Linked DNA regions of Homo sapiens: regions 2, 3, 4, 5 and 6 are each linked to region 1. The links are chromatin loops, found by intact Hi-C in ENCODE. Cell type or tissue: B cell. All regions are shown on one strand. Region 1 has its middle 56 kb from the start of SF3B1. Region 2 overlaps ANKRD44 (ankyrin repeat domain 44). Region 3 has its middle 13 kb from the start of ANKRD44-DT. Region 4 overlaps ANKRD44 (ankyrin repeat domain 44). Region 5 overlaps ANKRD44 (ankyrin repeat domain 44). Region 6 overlaps ANKRD44 (ankyrin repeat domain 44).

Evidence for each region. A loop is a pair of places that touch in the nucleus more often than their neighbours do. Peaks named below come from ENCODE experiments on the same cell type or tissue, not always from the same donor. Only the 100,000 strongest peaks of a DNase experiment are listed, where the experiment ranks them.
Region 2: it touches region 1 in a loop (4-fold over the local background); 5 of 110 quality-filtered maps call a loop at or near these places.
Region 3: a loop joins it to region 1, with 2.9 times the contacts of the local background. A loop is called at or near these places in 32 of 110 quality-filtered maps.
Region 4: it touches region 1 in a loop (17-fold over the local background); 100 of 110 quality-filtered maps call a loop at or near these places.
Region 5: it touches region 1 in a loop (2.2-fold over the local background); 9 of 110 quality-filtered maps call a loop at or near these places.
Region 6: it touches region 1 in a loop (12-fold over the local background); 85 of 110 quality-filtered maps call a loop at or near these places.

What each region holds. Positions count from the first base shown.
Region 1 is chr2:197,376,190-197,381,189 of GRCh38, reverse strand. It overlaps the pseudogene NPM1P46. Among named protein-coding and RNA genes, the nearest start is that of SF3B1, 56 kb to the left of the region's middle. In B cell, CTCF peaks have their summits at 2,412 and 2,612; a DNase peak (open chromatin) is centred at 2,599; H3K27me3 peaks cover 323 bases.
Region 2 is chr2:197,166,848-197,171,847 of GRCh38, reverse strand. The region is part of intron 2 of ANKRD44 (ankyrin repeat domain 44); the gene reads left to right. Among named protein-coding and RNA genes, the nearest start is that of ANKRD44-AS1, 29 kb to the left of the region's middle. In B cell, a CTCF peak has its summit at 3,021 (motif pointing right); DNase peaks (open chromatin) are centred at 99 and 3,027; H3K27ac peaks cover 4,614 bases.
Region 3 is chr2:197,321,142-197,326,141 of GRCh38, reverse strand. No RefSeq gene overlaps it. Among named protein-coding and RNA genes, the nearest start is that of ANKRD44-DT, 13 kb to the right of the region's middle. In B cell, no CTCF peak of the experiment used is centred here; a DNase peak (open chromatin) is centred at 2,611; H3K4me3 peaks cover 1,398 bases; H3K27ac peaks cover 656 bases.
Region 4 is chr2:197,110,486-197,115,485 of GRCh38, reverse strand. ANKRD44 (ankyrin repeat domain 44) reads left to right here. Exons shown (of 28, transcript NM_001195144.2): 9 at 4,642-4,720. Among named protein-coding and RNA genes, the nearest start is that of ANKRD44-AS1, 85 kb to the left of the region's middle. In B cell, CTCF peaks have their summits at 1,875 and 2,075; a DNase peak (open chromatin) is centred at 1,945; H3K27ac peaks cover 2,322 bases.
Region 5 is chr2:197,084,423-197,089,422 of GRCh38, reverse strand. ANKRD44 (ankyrin repeat domain 44) reads left to right here. Exons shown (of 28, transcript NM_001195144.2): 12 at 649-712; 13 at 2,675-2,743. Among named protein-coding and RNA genes, the nearest start is that of ANKRD44-AS1, 110 kb to the left of the region's middle. In B cell, no CTCF peak of the experiment used is centred here; a DNase peak (open chromatin) is centred at 2,842; H3K27ac peaks cover 4,905 bases.
Region 6 is chr2:197,189,605-197,194,604 of GRCh38, reverse strand. All of the region lies in intron 1 of ANKRD44 (ankyrin repeat domain 44), which reads left to right. Among named protein-coding and RNA genes, the nearest start is that of ANKRD44-AS1, 5.9 kb to the left of the region's middle. In B cell, CTCF peaks have their summits at 2,781 and 2,988 (motif pointing left); DNase peaks (open chromatin) are centred at 2,604 and 2,964; H3K27ac peaks cover 3,216 bases.

The DNA.
Region 1 (5,000 bases):
CACAATGCCCGGGTAATTTTTGTGTTTTTTTAGAGATGGGTTTTGCCATGTTGGCCAGGCTGGTCTCGAACTCCTGGGCTCAAGTGATCCACCTACCTCAGCCACCTAAAGTGCTGGGATTACAGGCGTAAGCCACTGTGCACGGCCAGATAGCAAAATATTTGAACTCTTGTGGATGTGGATAGAATGCATACAGAACATCCCTGGTGTGATTCCGTCCTGCGTGGCTGTTCTCTGGAGCAGCGTTCGTTTATCTCCGTCCTCCTTCTCTCCCACCTAAGTGCGTGCCACCATCTGATGGAAGATTCAATGGACATGGACATGAGCCCCCTGAGGCCCCAGAACTATCTTTTCGGTTGTGAACTAAAGGCCGACAAAGATGATCACTTTAAGGTGGATAATGATGAAGATGAGACCAGTTATCTTTAAGAACGGTCAGTTTAGGGGCTGGTGCAAGGGATGAACTGCACATTGTTGAAGCAGAGGCCATGAATGATGAAGGCAGTCCAATTAAAGTAACACTGGCAACTTTGAAAATGTCTGTGGTGGCTCACGCCTGTAATCCCAGCACTCTGGGAGGCCGAGCCGAGGCAGGCAGATCACAAGGTCAGGAGATCGAGACCATCCTGGCTAACATGGTGAAACCCTGTCTCTACTAAAAATACAAAAAAAATTAGCCAGGCATGGTGGCGGGCGCCTGTAGTCCCAGCTACTCGGGAGGCTGAGGCGGGAGAATGGCGTGAACCCGGGAGATGGAGCTTGCAGTGAGCCGAGATTGCGCCACTGCACTCCAGACTGCGCAACAGAGCGAGACTCCATCTCAAAAAAAAAAAAAAAAAAAAGAAAAGAAAAAAAAGAAAATGTCTGTACAGCCAACGGTTTCCCTTGGGGGCTTTGAAATAACATCACCAGTGGTGTTAAGGTTCAAGTGTGATTCAGGGCCAGTGCATATTAGTGGACAGCACTTAGTAGCTGTGGAGGAAGATGCAAAGTCAGAAGATGAGAGGAGGAGGATGTGAAACTCTTACGTATATCAGGAAAGTGGTCTGAGGTGGTAGCAAGATTCCACAGAAAAAAGTAAAACTTGCTGCTGATGAAGAAGATGATGACGAAGATCACGATGATGAAGATGATGATGATGACTTTGATGATGAGGAAGCTGAAGAAAAAGCGCCAGTGAAGAAATCTATTCAAGATACTCGAGCCAAAAATGCACAAAAGTCAAATCAGAATGGAAAAGACTCAAAACCATCATCAACACCAAGATCAAAAGGACAAGAATCCTTCAAAAAACAGGAAAAAACTCCTAAAACACCTAAAAGGACCTAGTTCTGTAGAAGACATTAAAGCAAAAATGCAAGCAAGTATAGAAAAATGTGGTTCTCTTCCCAAAGTGGAAGCCAAGTTCATCAGTTATGTGAAGAATTGCTTCTGGATGACTGAGCAGGAGGCTATTCAAGATTTCTGGCAGTGGAGGAAGTCTCTTTAAGAAAACAGTTTAAACAATTTGTTAAAAAATTTCCATCTTATTTCATTTCTGTAACAGTTGATATCTGGCTGTCCTTTTTATAATGCAGAGTGAGAACTTTCCCTACCATGTTTGATAAATGTTGTCCAGGTTCCATTGCCAAGAATGTGTTGTCCAAAATGCCTGCTTAGTTTTTAAAGATGGAACTCCACCCTTTGCTTGGTTTTAAGTATGTATGGAATGTTATGATAGGACATAGTAGTAGCGGTGGTCAGACGTGGAAATGGTGGGGAGACAAAAATATACATGTGAAATAAAACTCAGTATTTTAATAAAGCAAAAAAAAAAAAAAAAAGAATGCATGCAGAACACAAGGCAACCGCCAGCACTTTAGTGTGCCTTGGATACCCCTCCAGGGCCCTTTTGCTTGCCTTTGTCTTGGCCTCTGACCTGGCCATACACTGAGGCAATGGGAGATGAAGTGGCCCGGGGACCAGCAGTTGCCAGGCAGCGGAGTAGCAGCTGGGGTGCTCAGAGTATAATTCAGTCCCCTCTTGCTATTGCCAGAACTTACCACCCTCTTCCAGGGGCCTCTGCCTTGGCACATGCAGTTGCTACTATCCAGAAAAGCCCTTTGCTTCCCCTTCAGCTGGCTGGTCCCCGCTAGTTCTTTGAGAATGGACTCCTTCGACTTCATTAGGACCCCCCTGGCGAAAGTGCTGCATTGACGTGCTCCCCCAGCACCTGGGGTGCACACACTTCTCCCTTGCTCTACGACGTGGAAGTCATCTGTTCAGTCGTCTTCCCCGATGGTCTGTGAATGGATACACAACTCACGCCCCCAGCACCCATCTGCCGCTCCCTGTACATGTGCAGACGGACTCAGTGAATGACAGCCGCCGCCTGAATTATTTCAGACAGGTTATTACTGCTGGGAGTTGTGCAAGAACTTCTAGGCAGCCAAGCAAGTAGGCATATTTTTAAGCAAATAATTCAATGGTCTTCATTCACAAGGTGGGAGAGTATTCTATTTCATCACCTGACAGAGCGTAAAACTGCTGTTCTGTGAAAACCTTTGTTCAAAATATTCTATTTCCTGTAACATTCTTAGCTTCTGACAGGGGGCAGCAGAGCCTAGGAAAACAAAGGCTGGCCCCGGTTAACTGGTGGCTTGCACACCTTTGGAGCCAGACCTTTAATGATTTTTGGGAGAAACCAGCCCTTGGTATCTGACAAACCTTACTGTTGAATAAAGATTGTAAGGTAAAGGCTGGCTTTTATTAACTTAACATTCTTTGAAGGCACCGCAAACAACTAACTGTTTTTATAAAAGGAAAAAAAAAAGACAAAAAATAAGGCAAATAACCATCTTTCTCATTTTATTACAGTCTTTAAATAAGATGGATGCTTATTTTTTGCCAGCAACTTGTAAAACGATGCTAGAGCATGAAATATTTCCAGCTGGTGTTAGGGAGAATGTCGAGATTTACAAATTATGACCAGATGCTGGGGCTATTGTCTCCTCATCCCCATCATCCTGGAAAAAAAAAGACTTAGTAAATAATAATAATTTTTAATAAACCTAGGCCAGGCATGGTGGCTCACTCCTGTAATCCCAGCACTTTGGGAGGCTGAGGCAGGCAGATCATTTGAGGTCAGGAGTTCAAGAGCAGTCTGCCCAACATGATGAAACCCCGTCTGTACTAAAAATACAAAAATTAGCCGGGCGTGGTAGCACGGGCCTGTAATCCCAGCTACAGGAGGCTGAGGCACAAGAATCACATCAACCCAGGAGGCAGAGGTTGCAGTGAGCCGTGAGCGAGACTCCATCTCAAACCAAACCAAAACAAAAAAACCAAAAAGCAATGAAAGCAGTTGAGATAATAATGAAAGCAAATAGCCAGAACCGAAATCCTCCTTGCCCCACCCATTATGGCATGAACCCTTGGGGGCCCAGGCTCATGCTTTCTGTCCCTACGTCCAGTGCCCAGCAGGCCTGGTGTGTGGCAGCAGGTGCTTGGCACACGCACATGGAATTGAAGGAACATCTCTGGCCTGTTCACATCTTAGTTCTCTAGGGGAGTTTCTAAGTCATATATGACACCCAATTGTCCCATAAATACACTCCATGGGGAATTTGCATTCAGAAACATGATCACCTTAGGCACGTACTATATCCCACAACTAACTTCAGGGAATCTGCTACTTTTCCATTCTTTAAAACTATGCAAAGGAGAGCAGGGGAAAGAAAAGAGGGAGGAGTCCATATGCTTGCCCATGGGTTTGCACAGGTAAGAGACACACAGGTGGGCTAGATCTGATTGGCAGTAATTTGGCCCTCAGTCCACATGGTCACCTTGAAACCAGGAATACAGAAGAGGTCTGCAGGGTATCCTAAGGTTCTCTGATGTCTGTCTCTGCCTTAGTCTAGGAGTCCTAGTATAGTTCAGCAGGAATTCCCTCATGTTCTCCTTTCTAGCATTGCATAGCACATTACATGAAGCTTCCTATTTTCTTACTATGTTTGTGTTTAGATTTCTGCCTCCAATACTGTCAGGTTCTGTTTGTACTTCTCAGAGGAAGATTTTTTTTTTTTTTTTTTGAGTCAGAGTTATGCTTTTGTCGCCCAGGTTGGAGTGAAATGGTGCCATCTCGGATCACTGCAACCTCCACTTCCCAGGTTCAAGTGATTCTCCTGCCTCAGCCTCCCAAGTAGCTGGGATTACAGGCCTGTGCCACCATGCCCGGCTAATTTTTGTATTTTTAGTAGAGACAGGGTTTCACCATGTTGGTCAGCCCATGTCAAACTCCTGACCTCCAGTGATCCGCCTGCCTCAGCCTCCCAAAGTGCTGGGATTACAGGCGTGAGCCACCACACCCGGCCCTCAGAGGTAGATTTTTATCTTTATTTTTTGAGACAGTGTCTTGCTCTGTCGCCCAGGCTGGAGTATACAGGCACAACGTGATCATGGCTCACTACAGACTTGACCTCTTGGGCTTAAGTGATCCTTCCGTCTCAGCCTCCTGAGTAGCTGGGACTACAGGCACACACCACCATGCCCAGCTAATTTTTAATTTTTTTTTATAGAGACAAGGTTTCACTATGTTGCCCAGGCTGGTCTTGAACTTCTGAGCTCAACTGATCCTCCCTCCTCAGGCTCCCAAAGTACTGGGATTATAGGCACGAACCACAACGCTTGACCCAGAGGTAGATTTTAAAATGGGGTTCTTGGCAGTTAGTAAGAGCCTGGCCATTTCTTTCAACAATAACTCAGAGCCTCTTACATTCAATTCACCTTCCTCCCTACTCTCATTTATGGCTTCACATGATTCATCCTGCTTATACAGACAGGAATCTCTTAAGGGACAGGACAGGTATTAAGACACCTTTCCTGGTAGATGAATTAGTTGAGACTCAGAGCAGGGACATCCCGGGCCTGCGGGTCACCTAGAGTGTTAATGGCAGTACTGAGAAGAGAATCCCCTTATCCAGGTGCTGCTGGAGCACCTTGGGGTGCTCATTCTTCAGTGA
Region 2 (5,000 bases), 210 kb after region 1:
TAGGTTCACAGCAAAATTAAGCAGAGTTAAGAGACTTCCCCTATACCACCTGCCCCTACACATGGTTGGCTTCCTCCCGCTATTAACATCCCACCCAAGAGTGGCACATTTGTTACAATCGATGAACATCATCATGACAAACCGACACTTGACGATCACCCAAAGTCCATAGTTTACATGAGAATTCTGTCTTGGTGTTGTACAGTCTGTGGGTTTTGACAAGTGCATATCTTACATCCACCATTATAATATCATACAGAATAGTTTCACTGATCTAAAAATCCCTTTTGTTCTCCCTAATCATCCTTCCTTCTCCTGTTTCACTGAATTTTAAATTTCATTTTATTTAATTTTCTCATATAACCTAAGTAAGAACAGCCTGCCAGAAATGTAAAAGTAGTTCCAGTTAGACTGTCACTCCAAAGCCCTCCCAAACAGACATTCTAGCATAACCACTGACTATATTAGCTCCTTTGATCATCTGTCCCTCTACTTGAGAGCTGCTGTGTTTAGCACAACTGCCCAAAGTTTATGTCAGGGTCTGTGGCATTAGATCCTGCAGTTTCAAATCTTGTTGATCGCCAGCTTCCTTCTCCCATCACTCTTTGGCCACTATCATCTTCAAAGAAAACTCGGAAGTTCCTGAACAGATTCACCTCTGTACTCCTAAGGGCTGGGGGTCTTCTGTGGTTCAGATGTCTGATTATAATAGAAACAGACCTGTTTGCTTTTAGAGAAGCAAATGTTTTCTGTGTTCAACTGAGCTTGTAAAATTTCATTAAGAAACTAATCATTAGCCCTGATTAAACAAACGCTGGATGCTTGGCATGAATATTTTAACTTCCTATTTCTAAGCTGCCTCAGCCTTCTCAAGTACTGATTGTCAGCTGGGACCAATAATTTACCTGCACAGTTTGCCACTCCATCATCAGGGAATCTCCACCACCCCCGGCCCCATCAACTAGGGGAGAAAACTAAGGCTCTTCCAGTGCCCCAAACATGAAGCCGCTTCTCTGATGCTCATTAAAGAAACTTTCACAATTTAAATAGAGAATCTCACTGCTGCCTACTCTAATACAGGAAAGAGACTCTAAACTCTGCATCTCATTTTAATTCAACTTGAAATTGCCACCAGTTTCTACCCTTCCATATTTGCCTTCATGAACATTTCAGACTTTAACAAAAATCTGATCTTTTTACTGATATTAAAAAGACATATGAAAATGTGTTTAGCATTAAGCATTTATTTTCAAGTCTAAGAAAGATAAAGATGCACAAAGCTTAAAGAAGTTGCTGCCAGTGACTCAGTCATTATTAATATTGCTCTAGGCACAATGAATTGGAATGGTGTTAGAAAGATTTTCTCTAGGGAAGACTACATTATGACAGCATTTTCCAAAGTGTGTTTCTCAGAGTCCAGAACAAGTCTGACAAGTGTTTAGGAGGGAAAGAAAGGGAGTTTTGTGGCCAAGTAAACTTGGGAAGCACTTCTACCACAAATTTCCTTGTATTTTAGTGATTTACAAGGTAACTGTCATATTAAAGGTTCTGAGAATTCCTGCCATAAGGGAATCTGTTTAACTTTCTTGAACACCGTGTTTCTCAATGTCATTTGGCTTTGAATGCCTCCCAGTTTTTTTTTTTTTTTTTTTTTTTTGGAAACAGGGTCTTGTTCTATCGCCCAGGCTGGAGTGCAGTGGAATAATCATGGCTCACTGCAGCCTCAACTTCCTCGGTTCCTACAAACCTCTCACCTCAGCCCCCCAGGTAGCTGGGACTACAGGCACACACCACCATGCCCAGCTAATTTTTGTATTTTTTGTAGAGATGGGGTTTTGCCATGTTGCCCAGGCTAGTCTTGAACTCCTGGACTCAAGAGATCCATCAGCCATGGCCTGCCAAAGTGCTTGGATTACAGGCATGAACCACGTACCTGGCCTCCTCCCTCTTTTTTTTAAAAAATTTTTAACAGCTGGGATGATCCCTCAGAGCCAGTGGAATATACCTCGAGACATACTGCTCTAGAATTAGAGTCTCTGGAATAGTCTGTGGCAGTGGTTCTCTAACTTGAGTGTGTATCAGAATCCTGGAAGGCTTGTTAAAATACAGATTGATGGGCTTTACCCTCAGAGCTTCTGATTTGGGAGGTCCAGGGTGGGGCCTGAGAATCTGCATTTCTAGTAAGTTCCGGTGATGCTGATGCTGCTGGTTGGGGACTGCACTTTGAGAACCATTGGTCCGTGGTCAACTGGGAGGAAAACAGATGTTCTGGAGGTGGGAGTGGAGTAGGGTATCACAATCCACTGCTACATAGTATGCAAGTAAATTTATTCACTCAACATATACTGACAGAATCTGCTATGTGTCAGGCACCATGACAGGTGCTGGGGTTGTATTAGTGGTGGACACAGGCCTGGTCCTTGCATCAGGAGTTTACAGTGTATTGGAGAGAAAGGAAGTAAACAGGTAAAGGAAATGAATGAATAGGTACTTATAAACTGAGAAGACTGCTATGAAGAAAGCCAAGTGTGCTATGATACTAACAAAAGGTAGTTAGGAAAGGTCTCTTGAGGTGGCAGTGACATTTAAGCTGAGACTGGCCATGAGAAATTGGGGGCCATGAGAAGATTGGGGGGAATGTTTCAGGCTGGATAAAGACAGGAGCAAAGGCCCCAAGGAGGGTTAGGGGAGAGAGTGCAACTTCCCAGAAGAAAATTAAGGCCAGTGTGGCTGAAGGAGAGTGAAGGAGGGGGAAGGTGGTAGAAAAGGAAGTTGGAGAGGAGACAAGAAAGGGGCCGGTCATCAGAGCTGAGCGAGGAGTTTGGATTCCACTTAGGTGCACAATGTTCTGGAGAATATTTTGGAAAGTCACTCTGGGTGTTGTGTGAATTACAGATTGTGACAGGGAGAGTAGAAGCTGTGAGAGCAGCAGGAAGACCATAGTTGGGGTCAGGGCAGAAATGATGTGCCTGAAGTAGGGTGTTTGCAGTGGCCATGACGCCATGTACTCATGAGCTCTAGGGGGCGCCACTCACATGGATTACGGTACTTCTAACCTCTACATGGGGAGAGCTGCAGATTGCTTCCAAGTGTGTCATGAAGGTAGACCACTCAGGATTTGATGATGGATTCAATGTGAGGGGCAAGGAAGAGAGAGCATCTAAAAATGAGTCCTGAGTTCCCAGCCTGAGCAATAGGGAGAAGAAGGGGAAGAGCTAGAGGAGGAGAAGGAGCAATTCATTTCTGAGAGAGGAGACAGAACTAAAGAGTTGCTTCGCAGGGGACAGCAAAGTGACAATTGCCACCATTATTCTGCACATGTAGTAATTGGCTGTTTGCTGGTACACAAAGGAAATGATGATGGGGTTTAATAAATCTTGTTGTTAGAGTCCCCTGTATATTTTAATAATCAATGACTGCCTGGTTACCCTGAGTTTGAAAATAAATAAGGCCATTTAACACTAAACATAATGTTGTCTTTCTATAATAATTCAGAGAGCACTTCAGAATCTCACAGAGACTTTTACTATTGCAGTATAAAAACCACCCCAAAGTTTAGTGGCATAAAACAGCCAATTGATGATGCTCATGGATTTTGTGGGTTAAGAATTCCAACAGGCACAGTGGGATAGCTTTTCTCTGTTCTGTGGAAAGACTTGTCAGCTGGGGTGACTTGACAGATGGGGGCTGGAATCATCTAGAGGTGACTTCACTCACATGTCCGGTGGCTGATGCTGGCTGTCAGCCTGAACACTTCTATGTGGCCTTTCCATGTGGCCAGGGCTTCAGTTCAGCAAGGCAGCCACAAGGTTGTTGAACTTGTGACAGGGCGGCTCAAGGCTCCAAAGACAAGTCATTTTTGCAAAACTCTTGAATCTCTGAATTATATGTTACAGGTAGCTAAATTCATGTTCTGCCCAATAGAATGCTAGATAAAAAGAGATGGCTCTGCTCAACATGCTGCCTCTGGGATAGTCTCACTCTTAGGGAAGAAGAGTATGGTAAAGGGGAAAATCTGCATGTTTTGCATGAAACCAGATGACAAAGATCATCACTTTGGCTGGAAGACAGTCATGCAGTTAACAAGTATTTTTTCAGTTTCTTCCACATGCCCAGCCACGGGAGGTGAAGCAACCAAGTATAGTTCATGCTTATTAGAGAATGTTTGTAAATTAAGACATAGAAGAATGGTCTTGAACTATTTAAAAACATCACCTGGATGTAGATTTCCCAAAACCCCTGCTCTTAGATGCATTCTGGTGGGCTTCATTGACAAAGTAACAATACACAGTATTTTCTTTAACTGTAGAAATTATTCTTGATTTGGGTTCTGGGAAGTCTTCGATGATTGGAAGATACCCATCTAAGATAGATGGTCTAGCTCTTAGATAAGATCCTTGATGTAAGGTATGTAGATTCCAAAAAGGGGAATATAGGCATCTTAGGAAGTGTGCCAGATGATCCACTGGGGGCAATGAAATATCTACTTCAATCTGTTTTTAAAAAATTAAAATGTATATTTTATGTGTATCTTATTGCATATTAAATATGATAATATAGTGGCATGTATATGAAGTTTATGAAAGAATAAAAATGTATGTGTTCAAAAAGACTTTTTTTTTTTCTTTTGGCTGATTGGTGGCAGGCGCTGCTGAAAGGCAAATGTCTTATTTCTACCTTATAGCTAATGCTTTTCAAACTTTGATGTGCATACACATCACCTGAGGAGGCTTGATTTTTCTCAGCACAGTGCAAGAGTGACTGGAATTTGGGAAAATGATTCACACAGTATAAACTCAGACTGATTTATAAACAAAAATACCACATATATTAATTTCTATTAGCTTAAAAACTAGACCTGTCACTTATGATGTTATGCTTTTATTCTTGGACAAAGTAATTTCTCTCAGGACACTATATATCACATAAGAATTGACTTGATTTATCTTGAAAAGAAAATATTTGGTTCCTAAATGGTATTTGCAAGAAGTCAATATAGC
Region 3 (5,000 bases), 55 kb after region 1:
GAGCCTGGCCCTCGAAGAGTCTACACTAGAGTGGGAAACAGACAACTCATTGTTGTTTAAAGTGGAAAGTCCAATAGAAGTGCTTATATCAGGTATAGACATTGTACAAAGGATTAACTGTGTCTGGGGTGGTGAGGGAGAGATGGTGAGGAATTTACAGCACCTAGCACTGTGGATGGCACATAGTAGAGACTCAATAAATGTTAGTTCCCTTCTCTCCTTCCTTTATTTATTTATTTATTTTTTTGAGACGGAGTCTCGCTCTGTCGCCCAGGCTGGAGTGCAGTGGCATGATCTCGGCTCACTGCAAACTCCATCTCCCGGGTTCACGCCATTCTCCTGCCTCAGCCTCCTGAGTAGCTGGGACTACAGGCAGCTGCCACCACGCCCGGCTATTTTTTTGTATTTTTAGTAGAGACGGGGTTTCACCGTGTTATCCAGGATGGTCTCGATCTCCTGACCTCGTGATCCGCCCAACTCAGCTTCCCAAAGTGCTGGGATTACAGGCGTGAGCCACTGCGCCCGGCCCCTCTCCTTCCTTTAGATATAATGTGTTGACCGTTATATACAAAGATTATGATGCCACTGTGTCCTAACAGCAAGGAATTATGAATTTAGCATTCCTTTCTGGCCAGGTGGGGTGGCTCATGCCTGTAATCCCAGCACTTTGGGATGCCAAGGCAGGTGGATCACTTGAGGTCAAGAGTTCAAGACCAGCCTGGCCAACATGGTGAAACCCCATCTCTACAAAAAACTACAAAAATTAGTCTTGATGGCCAGGCTTGATGCGGGCTCCTGTAGTGTAGTCTCAGCTACTTGGGAGGCTGAGTCAGGAGAATTGCTTGAATATGGGAGGTGGAGGTTGCAGTGAGCTGAGATTGCACCACTGCACTCCAGCCTGGGTGACAGAGTGAGACCCTGTCTCAACAAAACAAAACAAAACAAAAGGAATTATTTTCTTGTGGACAGTTAGCACTAATTCCTCTATATTTAGAAATTTTTGATTCTTCTGGGGACCAGTGACCAATATTTACAAAATTGTTCAACAGTTTAATGGGTAAGCTAGGAACAGAAAGCAGACCCACAAATTAATAATCAACTATAAACTTGACCCTGGATATAAGTGTACCAGCCACATTTGTGAGAGTTCCTGAGCCAGGTTTCTGTTTTTGTTTCATTTCAGCAGCATAGAAGGTCACCAAACTTCTAAAAGCAACACTTATTAAACTTTTCCTAGGCCCTCAAAGAGCATAAGTGAATAAAGACTTATTCCTAGAGCTTGGGAGTGTGAAGGTTTGGTGAGGGGTGGATTGGAGGGAGATAGTGTGGAGAGGTCCATTGCAAACACAAAATGCGTGGGGTCTCAGGTTGATTTAAAAGATGTATGCAAATGTTACACTCCATGCCATACTATATCTGTTTGCTTATGTAAATATGAAAATACTGCTTCAAGTTACCTACCAAGTTAAGTGACTTAATTCCCCGAATCATTAAATCCAACTGATGCCCAAGGAAGAAGGGCTGTGTTTATTCTTTGACTATCTGAGCCCCTCGTTCACCATTTTCAGCAACTTGGTCTTTTTTACAAAAATTAATTAATTAAATAAATGAACAAATATCAGAAACTTGATCTTAATAACATATATATCTTAATATGTGTGACAAAATTGATATATATTATGTATATGACATATAAATCAATATACAGCACTGGTTGTGTGACCAATTAATAAGCGGAAGTTGTAGCTTGATTACTACATTCCTCATTTCCCACCTTTTGAAACATTCTGGCTTCTCATCCTAGTTCAGAAATAAGATGCAGAATTTGCACTCACTTCAGCAGCACAGGCATTAGTTCTTATACATGATAGGGTGGAAATGTGTCTCTCTTGCTTCTCTCTGCAGAAAATCATCTCATTCCTTGTCACTTTCTCATTATCATAATGCCATACCAATTGTTCAGTCTCCTTCTCTCTCATTTACGTATTTCTTTCCATTTTTCAAAGCATTTTCATATACATTTTATTATATGATTCTCCACGGTATTGAGGACAGGCATCCTTAGCCTCATTTGACTAGTAGTAAACTAAGGTTTGATGAGATTAAATTATTTACTCAAAGTTACATTCATTCAAAAGTATTTGCTCTGTATCTACTATGTGCCAGATACTATACAATGAACTAGAAACATCAAGGTGGATTAAACACAGTCCATGCCCTAAAAGAGGGAGACAGAAAAGTAATCCGGCAATTATAGGATGAAGGGATAAATACAATAATAGGGGTTAAGCAGAGGGCACTAAACATAAACCTTAGGGATACTCCTAATCCAAACTTGGGAGGTGAAGTGAGTAAGGGAAAATTCATGGGGTTAGTGATATCTAAACTGAGATCTGAAGTACAAGATTAACCAGAAGAAAATGATATCGAGGTGGGTAAAAGTATAAACAGGAAACAGCAATATGCAAAGGCTCAGAGAGAGAAGAAATATGCATCGGGGAGCTGCTTTCAGCACAGTGTATAAAGTGTGACACGGAGGCAAGGTTGCCCTGTTTAGGCACACAGATTGTGCACTGCACTACTCCAGCAGTTATCATTCACAGACTAGGCTGGGAATGGCATCCCCCAGAGTTGAGCAATGTGGCTTCTCTGCAAGAAGAATGATGGGTGGGGAATGTGAGGACTCTGAACATCATGCATGCTGAGGTGTTTGTAAACAGGCTGAAGGCAATGGAAAGCCATTGGAGGGGTTGTGGCTTGATTAGGCTTGTCTTTCAGAAGATTGTTCTGCCTGTGGGGTGGAGAATAGATCAGAAGAAACCAATGCTTATCAGCCTTCCAATCAGTAGATAAACATGAGACTGGCCTGGAGTGAGGTCCAGGAAGATCAGAGTTAGGGACAGATTCAAGAGATTTAAAGAACGTGGATTGACAAGACTCGGTAACTGGCAGGATGTGAGAGATGAGAGGGAAACGGAGATACCAAGTGTGAGCCCCAGCATTTGTTCTTAGATCAACACTGGGTCCAGGGTGGTGTCATTTACCGAGGAGGGGGGAACACTGGAGGAGGAAGATTATTAATTTTTGTTTTGGACATGCTGAGTATGAGGTGATTTTGAGACATCCGAGAGAGAAGCAGGCAGCTTGGTGGGACTGGAGGTCGGGAGAAACAATGAGGGTCTAAGACAGAGTGTTGTCAGCATGGACCTGTGTGGAACTGATCAGAGTCATTGTGGTTTCAGGACAGTGGGCTCAGGGGCACCCTGTGGAGTGGCGGAGGAGGTGAGGAAGTGGAGATCAGAAAAAAAGAGACATTTATTTTGAGAAGTTTGGCTGTGAAGGAGAAGAAAGAGGGGCATTTAAATTTTGTGAATTTGGGCCTGGTGCGGTGGGTCATGCCTATAATCCAAGCACTTTGGGAGGCCGAGGTGGGCAGATCACTTGAGGACAGAAATTTGAGACCAGCCTGGCCAACATGGTGAAACCCTGTCTCTACCAAAAATACAAAAATTAGCTGGGCATGGTGGTGCACACCTATAAACCCAGCTACTTGGGAAGCTGAGGCAGGAGAATCACTTGAACCCAGAAGGCGGAGGTTGCAGTGAGCCAAGATTGTACCACTGCACTCCAGCCTGGGCGACAAGAGTGAGACTTCGTCTCAAAAATAAAATAAAATAAAAAAATGTGAATTTGGGCTATCAATTTTCTGCAGGAAGGTTGAGAATGGTTGCTGAGACTCTACAGTGTCCTGGTGAAGTTTAAGGACCATAATTGCATGCTAAAATGCCCAGTCAGGGTTTTTCTCTCTTTTAAAGGAGCTTGGTGCTTCCATCTACATTTCTTTGCAGCTTCTCTTCTTTCCTCCCTCCTTTATCCCTTTGTATTCTATGGTGAATCTTACTTTCTCACCTTCCACTGTTTTATTTTTTCCAGGACAGCTGTCTGAAGAAGTTAAAAATAAATGGAATAACATTTTTAAAACCACAGTAAAATGCAGAAGTTTTAATACAGAACAAACACAATATTCATTTCAGCAATGCCTCAGAGGAGGCACTGTAATAACTTACTTCTTTTTTTTTTTTTTTCTTTTTTGAGGCAGGGTCTGGTTCTGTTGCCCAGGCTGGAGTGCAATGGCATGATCATAGTTCACTGCAGCCTCCACCTATTGGGCTCAAACCATCCTCCCACCTCAGCCTCCCAAGTAGCTGGGACTGCACCAAGCCCTGCTAAGTTTTGTATTTTTGGTAAAGATGGAGTCTCACCATGTTGCCCAGGCTGGTCTCAAGTTCCTGAGCTCAAGTGATCCTCCCACCTTAGCCTCCCAAAGTGCTGGGATTACAAATGTGAGCCACTGTGCCTGGCTAACTTACTCCTTCTACTTGTTCTATTTCTCAATTGTTTTTTCTGTTGTTGGTTTTTATACTTTCTGTAGGAGGTGAGATTACAAGTAGGCATTCACAGAAAAACTTAGTATATATTGAATAGAATTGCCAGCTAATATTGCCTCCAATTGCATGCTTTTAAAATCAAGCAGTTTGTCATTATTTATCGAATTCATGCAAAGAAGTGTAAGGCATGTCTAGTACCCATTAGAAGTTTATAATGAGAAAAACAACACATATAAAAAACAAAGCATGTGAAATTATGGAAGGCTAACACCCATAAAACAAAGAGAATAGATGATCAATAGCAAATAAAACAATGAAATATTTAATCGAATGATACTGTTTATAAGTTTGTTAGCAGGTCAAGGAAAATAAGGATCAAGAGCCAAGGAAGGCATTCCCTGGGATAAAGATAATAAATTTCAACAAATCAACACTAAAAGTAACTTTATAATATTGATTTAAAAAACCGTATTTCTTCAATTCTAAGGTGTCATCTTTTCACATTTTAATATCATAGATATAATAGCTAACATTCATCTTGCACTTACTTTGTACCAGGTTCTGTTACATGCGCTTTACATGTGCTGACTCACAGAGTATGGTGTATTTCAT
Region 4 (5,000 bases), 270 kb after region 1:
TCTGGTCCTGTTTTTTGACTTCATGATATGAGTTTAATTGTGATAAAATAAAGATATACTTTACTGATACAATAATCAATTGATGGTTTACTTATAATTTGTAAATAGGTAGAACATGAGAAAGTATAAAATATTTTTTCTTTTCCATTAGAGACTACATTGTAATTTCTGTAGCATCTCAAGGCTCTTTTAGCAAGCATTCAAAGTAAGCGTTAAAGAAGGCACTAGACATAGAGCTGTGCTGGATACAACTTAGAAAGACAGACTCAGAAATTGCCATTGCCAGGTTGTCTACCTCCTGTTCACTGACATTTAGCCTGTGCATGGTCTCAATTCTTTTCTGTCTGCAGGCTCTTAGATCATTTAGCTCTAAGAGATGGGAGTTGAAACATGTCTGCTTGAAGTGGACCAGTTCCCTTCTCTATATGTACCAGGACCAAATTATGGAATAGGTTGTGTTGGAGAAGTTGAAGGTGGAAACTGGAATGGGCAAGAGTAGGCAGTGATAGGGACGGTACTTAGAACGTTGGAGAAGTAAGGGAAAGGAGAGGAATGAGTGAGCCAACCACGTTCCATCTCTCTTGCCCTTAGAACCATACAAAACAAAACAAAATAAATTGGACAATGTGTGGCTTTTTCACACCAGTATTTTAGGAGGCTCTTGCATTGAATTAGGAAGACTTATTGGGTTTCTCACCTTATTTGACCCCACCCCTAACCGCAGGTTGGACTTAATGTTATCCCATAGAGCTTTTATTGCTCTGTAGTAGGGCCACTGAGCTCTGTGACCCCAGGGGTGTACCATGCCACAGAGAACATTATGCTTTCAAGACCCTGGGGAACAACAATGTCTGTAAATTTAGGGAACGTATATGGGATATTGGAAGATGAGGAAAGAAGGCATTAGGAATAAAAGAAAAAGTGAATGGATTTCTGAGGAGACTGGTGGTCAAGAAAATATAAACACTGCTTTTAGTTCAAAGATTAATCTTCCTTAGGCAATGCTGAGTTCTGCCCTGAAAGAGTACTAATATTTGTTGTAAATATTTTAATCCTCAGTATTTTTCCTTTATGACTTAGGGCTTGATTATGCCTAACTCAATAGAAGTGCTTCTTGCTTAATTAAATGGATTATCAAAATAACAATAATTTCAAAGCCCTAAATTCTATGGGAAAATGTAGCTAGAAAATTGGAGGGAGACTAGAAATTAAGAAAAAAATTTTCATAAAAGCTTTGAATAGATGGAAGAATTGCACATATTCTCTCTTTTGAGAACGCAAGGAATGTTTTATCTTTTTGTGCAATTCTAGGAATAGTAGCAACAGCCAGTACCCCTGCATGATAAATTTCAATTTCTCAGATCATGAAACTCAGTAGGGTTCCCTAGTCTCAACTTTAATGTTCTGAGTTCTAACTTTTAAGAATTATATAAAAAGTATTATCCTTTTGAGTTTCATTGGTTTTCTATAGCTTTTTGAAATAATGAGCTCCCTTTACACCCATACCATGTGAACAAAGTTGTCCCAAAATGGCTGCCATGATACTCTTAATGCTTTCTGTCCCAATTTCCCCACCTTATCTACCTGTTTCCCTATGTGAAGAAAAAAATATCAGCTATAGCCTGGACTCAGGCTATAGATGAACCCAGGCAAAGATCTGCAAAGATGGATGCAAAGCAATTGTCACCACTGATCATATGGCTGTTCTTTGCATTTTACCTAACTTTGGTCATCTCCATTTACTTGTCCCTTTACAAGTGCACAAGCACTCTCAGAGAAAAGAAGGTTGTGGTGTTTGCTATCCCTGAAATGGGCCTGGCTTTGCCCACCACACACTTCAGAGATCACTTCTGCTTTGTCTCTCTGCCTGCAACTTAGATAGCTACCACCAAGTTGGTGGTTACTCCTTGGTAAGGCCTTTAAGCTCTTTTATAGACATGGAAAATTGCTTAGCTGAATATTGTGAAGATATTTTCTAAATGCTGAAGTATTTATAGCTTTAGATATATTTAATTAATAATTACTTATGGTTTCATATTAAGAGAAAACACTGGAGCAAAATTTAAAGAAATAGCACCACCTAGGGACAAGTTAATGCCAACTCCACAATTTCTGCCTTCTCTCGCCTTAGTTATTTTGAAGTGTCATCACTTTTTAATTGGAAGGGGGTGTTTTAAATCCTTATTCCAAAGTAGTTCCCAGGTGTTTCAGTCCTTGGAACTGTGTGCAGTCCCGACAACTAAGGCCTAGCTCTGGAATCAGATAACTTTTAGGAGCTCTCCTTCCCAGTATGTCTCATGGTCAGCGATGGTTTTGTATCTCATTCTCTTGATTGCTCCAGTTTTTCCTCTAAAAGTATTATCAAGCTTCAGCTCTCCTTTCTCAGTCTGTTCTGATTCAGATTATACTCATAGAAGATGGAGAAAAGATCCTATTATTTCTTTTCTTCCCACATCTACCTGAGAATATTGAATTATAATGATACATGTTTTTTTTTTTCAATTAAGATGAACTTACCGTTCTAATTAACTTTTTTTTCTTGGCACAGACTATGTGTAATTCCTTTTTTATTTCTAAGGAATAGACTTATAGAATATAATAAAATGCTTGTGTTAAAACCTTGGTTTTATAACCTATTTTAGCCCACAGTCCAAAGCAGGGGTTAAAAATGGGACCCTCTTACCCCAATTCTGTAGTTCAGGGTTAAGGTACAGAATTCATATTTCTTTTTCTTTCTTTCTTTTTTTTTCTTTTCTTTTTTTCTTTTTTTTTTTTTTTGAGACGGAGTCTCGCTCTGTCGCCCAGGCTGGAGTGCAGTGGCACGATTTCGGCTCACTGCAAACTCCGCCTCCCGGGTTCACGCCATTCTCCTGCCTCAGCCTCCCAAGCAGCTAGGACTACAGGCCCCGCCACCACACCTGGCTAATTTTTTGTATTTTTAGTAGAGACGGGGTTTCACCGTGCTAGCCAAGATGGGCTCTATCTCCTGACCTCTTGATCCTCCCGCCTCGGCCTCCCAAAGTGCTGGGATTACAGGCGTGAGCCACTGCGCCTGGCCCAGAATTCATATTTCTAACAAGAATCCTGGGTGATTCAGACGTGGGCAGTCCTTGGTCCACTCTAAGAAATACTTACCTAAATTATTATTTGTTTTCCAAGATGGAGTTTTTAAAACAGTCATTTTAAAATACAGGCATTTGGATTTCATCACAAAATGAACATGCATTTTTAAAACCTCGTATTTTAATCTCAGACTTAGAGAAATTTTTCCTCTGAGACTTATAAAAATAAGTGTTACATAGATTTTTTTGATAACAATACTTGGATGAAAATACATTCTCTCTATTGGGGATACTTTTATTCTAAAATAACAGTAATATTTTCTTTTGGGCCTATTTTCAGAAGAAATTCTGTAAATTACTATTTCTTAGTTACATATGGTATCTTGGTATTTAGTATAATGATGATTGGTATATAGCTGTTGTACATTTTCTGTGTTTTGGCTTAATCTGTGTCAGGAAATTTCATAATTTCGATCATGAATAGTAACAAATATATGAATTCAGCACACATTCCCAGCTGGTCATTCAAAAGGCAGTTTCCTAAACAGTTGCATGCCTTAGTCCTGTGACTTCTAATGAGTTAAGTAAAGTAAGAGATTCTCTTTTGGAACAATAAAAAATTATGGTTTTGTTTTTTTCTGTTTTTTTCTTTTTCTTTATTCTTTTGTTTAAATTTTTTCTTTTTTGTTTTATTTTATTTTAAAAGTGATTTTTTTTTTAAATGGAATTATAATGGAGGGAATAGTAGAGGGTTCCAGATCAGTTTTCTTTTCTTTTTTTTTTTTGAGACAGAGTCTCACTCTGTCACCCAGGCTGGAGTGCAGTGGCACGATCTTGGCTCACTGCAACCTCCGCCTCCTGGATTCAAGCAATTCTCCCACCTTAGCATCCCCAGTAGCTGGGATTACAGGCATGCGCCACCATGCCTGGCTAATTTTTGTATTTTTGGTAGAGATGGGGTTTCACCATGTTGGCCGGGCTGTTCTTGAACTATCTCAAACGATCCACCTGCCTTGGCCTCCCAAAGTGCTGGGATTACAGGTGTGAGCCACCACGACCGGCCTCAGGTCAGTTTTAAGAGTTGCAGTGATTCAGAGCCATTTGGTCAGCTTCAGCTTAAAGAATACCATGCAAGGTAACACATTTGTCTTTTTTGTGTACTATAGACAAAGGTTGAAAAAAACACCTTGAAGGAAACTTCCTTCTCCAGTAGATCACAGGAGAGGAATAAAGGTTTCAGATAACTGTTTCTCTAAGCTTTTAAAACATGTGATGTTATGCAATAACTTGAGAGGTCAGGTACATTTTATCTTTTCCTTTCAAAATTATCTTTGCCTCTTGTAATTGTTGATCATACTTTTATTTTATTTTATTTAGAAGAATGTCATTCTGTCACCCAGGCTGGAGTACAGTGGTAAAATCCTAGCTCACTGCAGCCTCATGTTGATCATACTTAAAAAATAAATAAATAAATGAATGTTTTCAGGGCATTATTAGGAGTGTCCATAGGGGTATTTCAGATGGGTGTCACTGGCTCATGAGCACCTCCATTGTTTTTCTCTCCCTCTCTTTTTTTTAGAGTAAAGATGGCAAAAGTCCACTGCACATGACAGCTGTCCATGGAAGGTTCACACGGTCACAGACCCTCATTCAGAATGGTAAGAGAGATGCTTCAGTAGTGTCATTATTTCGATAGTTTCTTGTTGTGAATTTGGCTGTCAGTCACCTGCATATGAAAGTCGATGCCCTGTTTTGGAGTTTTAGTAAGCATGCAATTACATAATTCTTTGATGTACTTTGCTAAAAACTGTTCATCAGACATGTCATCAACATCCACCTTAATAGTAAAAACATAAAGCCACAGTTTCACAGTCAATTTGGAGTCAGGCACAGAGCATGAGCTTTGAAATTGGAAATGATGTATTTATGTAGGCTCAA
Region 5 (5,000 bases), 290 kb after region 1:
GAGCTTTGCTAATCTTTCTTATCACTACCTCTGCCAACTGTCATATATTAAGAAATTCCTGGGCTTTCAAAAATGGTAGAGGTCTGCAAGGCAAAGATTGTTTATGAATTAATTCATGAGATATCCCAGAGGCATTTTTTTTTCCTTTAAGTACTTTACCTATGGCTGATTCTGCTTTCACTGCTGTTGGCATGTTTAAAAAATAATCCCTGCATGCAAGCATGTTTCCCAACTCTTAAACCAACTGAAAGGTTGAAATACACTTCAGAAAAAAATCTGTTCCAGCATGCTAAGATTATTCCTTTGCTTCTATGTTTTGTCCATGAGTTCTATCTGCCTGTCGATTGCCCTACTTATCTCAAATTGGTTTCATAAATTTCTATCCTGGGATTAAAAAATGGGACTGTGGTTCACCCAGGGCTGAATGTGAAAATAAATCCTTCTTGACTTCACGGTTCTTCCTATAAAATTGCCAAGCTTGAGCAGTTCCCATTCGTTTCCATGACAACCTCTTTCTGACTACAATTGCTTGCATTCTGGTTTTTCTACTAACTGATTTTTCTGTCTCTGCAATGTTTCTTGTGGTTTAACTAGGACAAAAGTATAGCATAGTATCCTTGTTTAGTAATGAGCACGTGCTGTCTGCAGGCTTTGAAATAGACACCCCAGATAAATTTGGAAGAACGTGCCTTCATGCTGCTGCTGCAGGAGGGTGAGTAGTTACCAATTCTAGTTAATTTATGAGTTACTAATTCATCTTTATTGACTTGACTTAAGTTGTCTGTGAATCAAAGGCAATTTCCTTAGTAAAATAAGAATCATTTCTACTAATTATCAAATATCACTATGTTATATTTCCACATCACAAGCATTTTGTTTCACCAAAGAAAAATTATTAGCCCATTTCAAATAGCAAATAGTTCTTCTTTTGTTTTCTTCTTTCTCTTTTCTTTTTTTAAATTATAGATTTTCAGGCTATAGAATACATATCAGTTACCCCATACACCAAAAGACAATAATTTGAAATTTGTTCCTAGGTTTTTCCTCTTTTGTTGCTGTTATGTGGGTGATAATCAAGAGAATCAAAGATTGAATTAATTTATGTTCATTTACAGACATTTTTGTCCTTGTTTCAAATCTAATTTTTAGTCTTTTAATGATTAAATGTGAACATAGGTCAAGAAAACCCAAAAGACAGGCAAGAAGTGATTTAATCCTTACCTTTTTTTAAAGTTGTAAAGAGAATTTTTCATCAGCTACTTTCTTTTCACTTACCAGTGGTAAGATTGAAGCTCTGATCAATGTCATTGATATATGTGACCACACATTGACTAAACATGGCATCTCTTGGATGACCTTGTTTGGGGAAGATGTTGGTTCTTAATCAGTTTCCTGGTCCTTAAGGAACAGTAATGCTTCTCCATTTGTCATTTGTATATTACCAAAGGCATTACCTATTTATCAGAGGTGGATAAATGGTGACACTTTAGGGCTCCTTATTTACATGAGTCCCTTCTGAATTCTTATAACTAAATTTGTATTCATAATTTTGTATTATTTTTAAAAAAGACCCCTTCCCCCTACCTCAGCCCCCAAATTGTATGAGCTTCATGAGCCACACAAGTTGGATCTGCCACTACCCTTGATCCTTTGGCATCATTCAGTAAGAGACAGGTGCTTTATATCAGCTGGCATGCTACACCAACACATACTTATTTTAAAAAGTTCTTACATGTTATGATTGAAAGAGCTATTTCTCTGAGAAGGTGGCTATAAAGGGTGGGTGTGGGGTGAGGAGAGCCCTGCTCAGGTTTATCATTGAGATCATTTTTCTTATTTAAGTTATAGTAATAATTCCAGGCCACTTCTAGCATCCTAAGTTTAGAACAATGATGGACAATTGTCTCTTTTGTATGCTCACATTTAAAAAATATCAGACCTGTACAGAAAGTGACAACATACAATTCCAGATTCATGTCTGAAATTCCTATTAGAATTACTATTTAGCTACATGCCCTTTAATAGGAAAAATCACTTTGATGGGTCCTTTTCTCTCTACTAAATATGATTTATTGCTTCTGCAAATGATAAAGAAGCTATGGAAGATCACTGTGCTCCATGACATCATTTTCAGCCTTGGTTCTGCACATTTATTTGCATAAATTACAAAGACAGGGAAATACAGTTGTTTTATTTTCTATTAAGGAGTATCTGGGTTGAAAGTGGTTATCATGGTGAATTCATTCTGCTGTGATAGAAGGTAACGCCCATCCACTCTGGCTCATTGTTTAAAGGTGACATGAAATTATTATAGGTTTAAGTGGTTGTTTCATAAACTCTTGACGGTTTTGGAAAAAGAATTTTAGGATAAATGATGAAACCATCACTGGAGGGTTTAATCATGTAATAATCATTAAATTTCTTAGTCATGGAATTAAAAATATTCCACCAAGCTCTTTAATCTATTGATTTATTAGCTTTGAAAAAGGAATCATAGGAACTTTAGATCCTTACAATATGTCATTACTCTAGTATGTTCAGGTTTTTATTAGCGGAATTTAGACCAGGAGCTATCTTTTCATCTGGTCCTGTACTCTGCAGAAAATAGCTCTTGCTGAAGATAGGCCAGTAATTGATCTCTTCCATCTTAATGATGTTTTCCCTGTCTTTCTAGTAATGTGGAATGTATAAAACTCTTGCAGAGCAGCGGAGCAGATTTCCATAAAAAGGACAAGTGTGGGAGGTATGTAATCAGAGAGTTGTGCTTCAAGTGCTTAAATAAGAGGAACTGGGAGTGGTCTATGTAGTAATCAAGTTAGGTTGAAATGGTAAACCGGGAAGTTAGCTGGGGGGATTCCATCCTCCTCGGAAGGAAGTCCCTTCTCATAGAGGTTGCCAACAAAGCAAATAACAAGTCACAAAGAAAGCATCTCCACTCACAGCTGCTGTTTAGATGTGCCAATTGTCTCCCTTTTTTTTTTCAGTTAAAAGACAAAACAAAACTCCTACATGGATATAGTTTGGAAAATTCTGTTTCTAGCAGAGTGGAACACATAAATCCTAGTCTTAAGATCTAGAATATTTTATTATATGTATTGAACATTTCATCTTGGGATGAATTTTCAGACATGTTTAAAACATTAAGTGCACACACACCACCAATGGGTCATAGAACTCTTCTTACCTTAATGGTCCTTTATGTAAGTAAATGATGCCATGATGCTAGCTGGTACATGGATATATATTTTTCATGTATATATATAATTTTTTTTCCCATTGCATCTCTTTACCCTTCCTTTCTACATGTACCCTCCTTCTCTGGGGTTGCCACAAATTTCTCTTCTTACCAACTTGTCTAAGGCAACTCCTACCCGCCCTTTCAGATTCATGTCAGTGACACCTCCTTGTGCACCGATGGCATGCCCCTCTTCTCTGCTCCCCTAGCACCCTAATCCTTCATGACTGCAGAGTACCTCACACTATTCTTATGGACTCTCACTCCTTGTGTCTCTCCCTGTTATGGGAAAGGGGTCCCCATCCAGACCCCAAGAGAGGGTTCTTGTATCTTGCGCAAGAAACAATTCAGGGCGAGTCCATAGAGTAAAGTGAAAGCAAGTTTATTGAGAAAGTAAAGAAGTAAAAGAATGGCTACTCCATAGACAGAGTAGCTCCAAGGGCTGCTGGTGGCCCATTTTTACGGTTATTTCTTGATTATATGCTAAACAAGGGGTGGATTATTCATTCCTCCCCTTTTTAGACCATATAGGGTAACTTCCTGATGTTGCCATGGCATTTGTAAACTGTCATGGGGCTGGTGGGAGTGTAGCAGTGAGGATGACCAGAGGTCATTCCTGTTGCCTTCTTGGTTTTGGTGGGTTTTGACCGGCTTCTTTACTGTGACCTGTTTCATCAGCAAGGTCTTCATGACCGGTATCTTGTGCCGACCTCCTGTCTTATGTTATGACTTAGAATGCCTAAGCATCTGGGAATGCAGCCCAGTAGGTCTCAGCCTCATTTTACCCAGCCCTTATTCAAGATGGAGTTGCTCTGGTTCACATGTCTCTGACATCCCCACCTGACTGTGAGCCTCCTCAGGACAAGAACTGGGTATCATTTTCTCCCTATCTTTGGGCCCCGTCGTGAGGTTCTTACCTAGTAATTTTCAGTCTAATTAAAACATATGCAATCTAATATGTAAAGTATTTAAAATTTCTTTTGAACCAAAGAGGAGAAAAATCAACTAGTGAGAGAGCCCATAAGTTGACTATAAAATATGAAATAATTATACTTGAAAACTGATCATTTGTTTATTATTCTTTGACTATCAGCTGGTCATACCAGAAAAACTGCTGAACAATCGAGAGCTAAAAATAAGTAATGTACAGCAAATTACTTTATATTTCTGTAGTCTTGCCCTTTACGAGGTGCTTGTGTTTTCTGATACTAACACTATGAGGTATGTGGGGATGCTGTTACCCCTTTTAATAGATGAGAAAGCTGAGTCCAAAGAAACTAAATGATTTATACATGTACACAGAATTTTAGACCTAGAAGGACCTTACAGCCTTTATCTTTGGGCTCTGTCATGAGGTTGTTACCTGATAATTTTCAGTCTAATTAAAACATATGCAATCCAATAGGTAAAATATTTAAAATTTCTTTTTTTTTAACTAAAGAGGAGAAAAGTCAACTAATGAGAGAGAAACTAAATGATTTACACATATACACAGAATTTTAGACCTAGAAGGACCTTAGGTAGGGCACAGTAGCTTAAAAGTTCTTGTTGAAATAAGGGTGAAGAAGTCAAGACCCAGAGAGGGGATGTGATTTAGGCCAGCTTGCACATCTGCCAATGCCAGAACCCAGGGCTTCTGATTTGGATTTGGATTCGGATTCTGCATTGTTCTTCCCATTAACCAACATCCCTACCCTCAAGGAGCTTGCAGTTCAGTGGGGAGGATGAGACAATACACCAGTGCTAAAATCAAGGCAATATGTGA
Region 6 (5,000 bases), 190 kb after region 1:
AATTCTGATCATGAATTATATATATATTATATTACATGTGAGAGAAAGTACCAAGCTGCGAGAATCAGGAAAACTAAGTTCTAGTCTCAACTTTGTCACTAACAGGCAAATCATTAGACTTCGTCACAGCTCCAAACAGGGAATTCATTTCCTTTGTGTCTATCAGGAGATCACAAAAGAAAGGTGTAACTACATGTATTTATGACAACCTTAAGTAGTAAAATTACAATCTCAGGTCCCATTAAGCTGGCATGAATATATGCAGTTACCTTTTGATTAGTCAAGAAGAAATGATGTATTAGTTCAGTGAGTTATTGGCTTTATAGATTAGACTTCTGAGTACAGAGGGACTGTGTGACAATTTCGAGGTTGCTGAGTGTAACAAAGGCCAAGTCATGCTCAGTTTGATTTTTGCTCCCAGGCCTGTAAAAGCTTCTCTCCCAATATGATGGGCCCCTCTGCTTTAGAGGTGGTGTTGAGTGGGTTATAATCCTAACTCAATTTATTTACTCTGTAGTATTTTAGGAAATCTTTCAAGATCTCTTATTTTTCCTTTTTTAGGATGCACATAAAGGTACTTGTCTATGAAGGTTTTTGAGCTTGTTAAGGTAAACAATCATCCCTGTTTTTATTGCGTGCACACCAGGCATCTGGCCCCGTGCTGGGGGTGTTGCATATGTTGTGTTATTTTTTATTATTTATTTATGTATTTATTTATTTTTTGAGATGGAGTCCCTCTCTGTTGCCCAGGCTGGAGTGCAGTGGCGCGATCTCGGCTCACTGCAAGCTCTGCCTCCCGGGTTCACGCCATTCTCCTGCCTCAGCCTCCTGAGCAGCTGGGACTACGGGCGACCGCCACCAGGCCCGGCTAAGTTTTTTTTGTATTTTTAGTAGAGACGGGGTTTCACCGTGTTAGCCAGGATGGTCTCGATCTCCTGACCTCGTGATCCACCCTCCTCGGCCTCCCAAAGTGCTGGGATTACAGGTGTGAGCCACCGCGCCTGGCCGTTACGTTATTTTTTAAACACATCTATAAAATGGCTATTGTAACCCCATCTTAGAGATGAGAAAACTGAAACGGAAATGGATTGGATTTAATAATTGGTCAGTCTGATACCATAGCATTAATCTTTCTACTATGGAAAAAAAGGAGGTCAATAAAAATTAACATTTTAATCAATAAAAATTAACATTGCCTCCAGATTTCAATTTAACTGATACTGTTATTCCATCACTTCCTTTGGCCCAACTTTTTGTCTGTAACTGGTAACAAAGTTGAATTTTGTTTTACTTTGGGTTGGCCATCGGGTGAGGGTGATAACTAGTGGTATTAAAGAGCAGAGAAACACCCAAAGAGAATCTCAGGAAAGGAAGGAGCAACAAAGGATTAAATGTTCCAAAAATTGGGTAATTGGGGTAGTTGGTCCTTGAGTAACTATTTCATAGTCAGTACCCATGTGTTATTTTCATTGGGAAAAGATTAGGTAATAAATTAATTTTCTCCATTTTCTAATTAGATGTAATTCTTTTTTCATAATGTTAAATATAGAGTTAACAAATATGCTACTTGGAGGGCATGACTATAACATGGAATTTTATGTTTTTTCTGTTTTTAATAGTAATGGAAAATATTATATATATTTACTCTGCAGCATAGCCTGTAGGAGACATTTTCAGACATGCAGTCCTGCCTCACTCCCTGATTTTTTAAAAAATGTATTTATAAGGACTCAGTATATTTTTGTATTGTCCTTATGGTACTTAAGAGGAACAGATTTTGATTTTATGATAATCATTATCTTTCTGGGATGGAGTGAACTTCTCAAGTAAAGGGTGATCTATATTCAGGAAGAACTCAATGAAATCCTTGCAGGAGATCATACAGCAGAACTCACATGAATTCAGTTAGCAGGTTTTGTTCATTAAATCTAGTGACTTGAACAAATTTTTATTATCCTTTCACAAAAGTGCAAGCACTGGCTCCTACAAAAAACAGTTGTTACCTAACGAAGTGTTTCAGCTTGTTCATATAAGTTGATGGCTTCATATGGCTAGATTATTGCTGTATCAGCTATCAGCTACTGATAACACACTCCCATCTTACTTTAATGACATATGTACTCAGAATGCTCAAGGAGGGACAGATGTTTAGGAATATCAAATTTTCCTTCTTGGCTATTGATTGATTCCCAACACCCATTTCTGATTGGAATGCAAAATGTTTTTCTTTTAGACTTGGAGTCTTTATTTTCCCGATCTAATCAGAAAAACACAAGCAACACACCAGGATCTAGAATGAAATGCTGGAGCATCCCTGGATGCTGCTTGGGCTTATTACCATTGACTGTAGTTACCAATGCTCAATGACAGCCTCTGTCACTCTGCCTATCTTCCAAAGCCAATTCATTAGTACAGAGCATGCAACTCTGGCAAAGGGAAAGTGAAATATACTATACAGTGGTTTTAGCAAAAATCAAAATGGTGGTTTCATTAGGGGATTTTGCGGGATGTGGGAGGGCATTGATGACTTCATAGCCGGATGGAGTGGATACTCTAAACTAGCTTGGCTCTCTTTGTAGAACCCATGATGGGCTTCATTCTTAAATGGAGGGTGTGTCTGATGACATCAGTAGCATATTTTTTTCATGGAATTGACATAATAATTGAATTGGATTTCACAGATGATGAAAATGATACCTTAGCACGTAGGTTTTAGATAGTTTTATTCTTATTTCTAAAACCTGGATCCTCAGGGATCAATAGGAATTTTTTGTGTTTGGTGTTTTTTTGTTTGTTTGTTTTAGTATGTGCATGGTGTGCATGTTTACTTATGACTAAGAACTCTTTCAGAAGCTTGAGTTCTTTTATGTTTTTAATGAAGTGGATTTTTCAATTACCTTACTTCCTTAATTACACATCCTGAACCTTTGCTTTTACCTCCCAGGTAACAAATTACCATCTTGCTCCCCCTAGTGGAATTTTGACTCTACTTCAAAGTTTGAGAATAACTATCCCTAGTACATATTTGATTTAGCATTTTATTTTTGGAAGTCTGGTATTTTCCCAGTTTGTTTTCAGGGTGAGAATAAAAACAGAATATTTTATTGGATGTGCCGATAGGGGATGTGGGTAGAGAAAGTGGCTTTCGGCTGATTAGATTTCAGTTCCAAGGGTTAGCAAGTTCAGCTACAAAATTTATAAGATCAAGGGGTCTTTCTGTTCCCCATTTCTATCTTAGAGGGGTCAAGTGTCATCAGCTTGGCAGACATTCACCTCTAGAAGGCAGCCGTCAACACTCCTGGAAAGGTAGTAGGGGGCTAGTTGTTGGTGATTTTGAAGGCAAGGACAGGTCCCATCTGAACAACAAATCCCACTTGTGCTTTTGGTAAATTTGGCCCAGGAAGTGTCCTTCTGTCTTCTGAATCTACCAGAGGCACTGCACCAATATCTGCAGCACTGACAATCATTTTGCAGCTGCTAAGCATGCTAAGAAAATTCTAGCAATTGAAGCTAAAAAGACTGCATACCTCTCTTAGGAATTTAAATTTCTTTAGGGGATGATGATCAATGATTTCATGGTATCTGAATCTCCTTTTTTCCTACCACTATTTGTTTTTCTCAATTTTGACCCTTGTTACAATTTTGTATTTATTCAACTCTGTACCCTACTGTACACAAAGCACTCGTGTTATATATGCTAGTGCTAAAATGTGTGAAACTTTAAAAAGAAATATCTGTATATGCCAAGGCTTGGGACTCTGCTCTTGTGCAGGTAGGACTTTGCTTCTAAGCCTTATTTAAGTTAAGACAAAAGCTGCAAAAGTTATGATGGTTGCCAAATTAATGAACAACAGAATATATGTCCTTAATACTTATGAGCAAGAATATTGTAATTAGAATATTCTTTGCCTTAAACATCATATAATATAGTATTTAGATATATCTTTTCCCCAATATTTTTTCTTAGGTTAAGTGTTTACCTGGGGAAAAATAAAACAGCAGGATCTCATTAAAATTCCAACAAAAAGGAGTGCCAAAGTGCTCTCTGGGAATGTTTTTGGGAGTGTGGAGAGAAAAAAAGAAGAAGCAGTCATAATATTTAAAAAATAAATATTACTTGCTCAAGAATCATTATGCATTCCATTCAGTAATTATATCCATACAAACACACAGCTTCAGTTGAAGCAAAGCACGTTATCTGTGAAGTTCTAGTTTGAAATCCCATGATGCTTAAATTCATAATTGTGAAGGCGATGTCTCAGTAGCCACATGGCACAGTTGAGCTAGAGATGTCCATATAGCAAGGCTTTGGGATGTGGAGAACAGCTGCTTTTTTATTCCACGGGAAGTAGAAGGGGTTTGTGTATGACTCAACATGTGTCTCTATGCATGCATGCCTGAGTGTAGATAGGTATGCATATGTACCTAGGTGCATATGTATGCATATATGTGACTTCAGTATTGGAAGAGTTATAATGATAGCTCAGCCTCTTCTTCCTAATGGCTCCTGGGGATTCTGTGCCTTGACAATTCTCTATAAAGTAGCTTTTAGCAGCATTAGTCCCAGAGGCACCACTCCCTGCTGAGGACTGTGCTGGCGCCCTTCTCTGGAAGCTTTTTTGGGATGCCTCTCCTTGGTAACATTCCAGCCATAGCTTGGAATGCTTGCCTTTCTTCAGAAGTGTGAGGACGGAGTGAATGCAACAGAATGTATGTATTCCGTACACTCGCAACTGGGAGACTCTGCTCACCTCATTATGTTCCCTTAAAGTGACTAAGTAGTGGTGCATTAACTACTGTGTTGGGTTTGTTCCCCGGAATCTTAACTGTTCAGCTGTTGATTGACTACTCCTGATTTAACATGAAAATCTTGTCAGACACTGCCTCTACTTATCGTTCTCTGGTTGTGGAGGTTTGTTGCTTGTTTTCTTTTAAGGTCCAAAAAGGCAGAAATGCACACATGAGCATTTGGCCATGAGCACAGCAGATGGAGAATTATG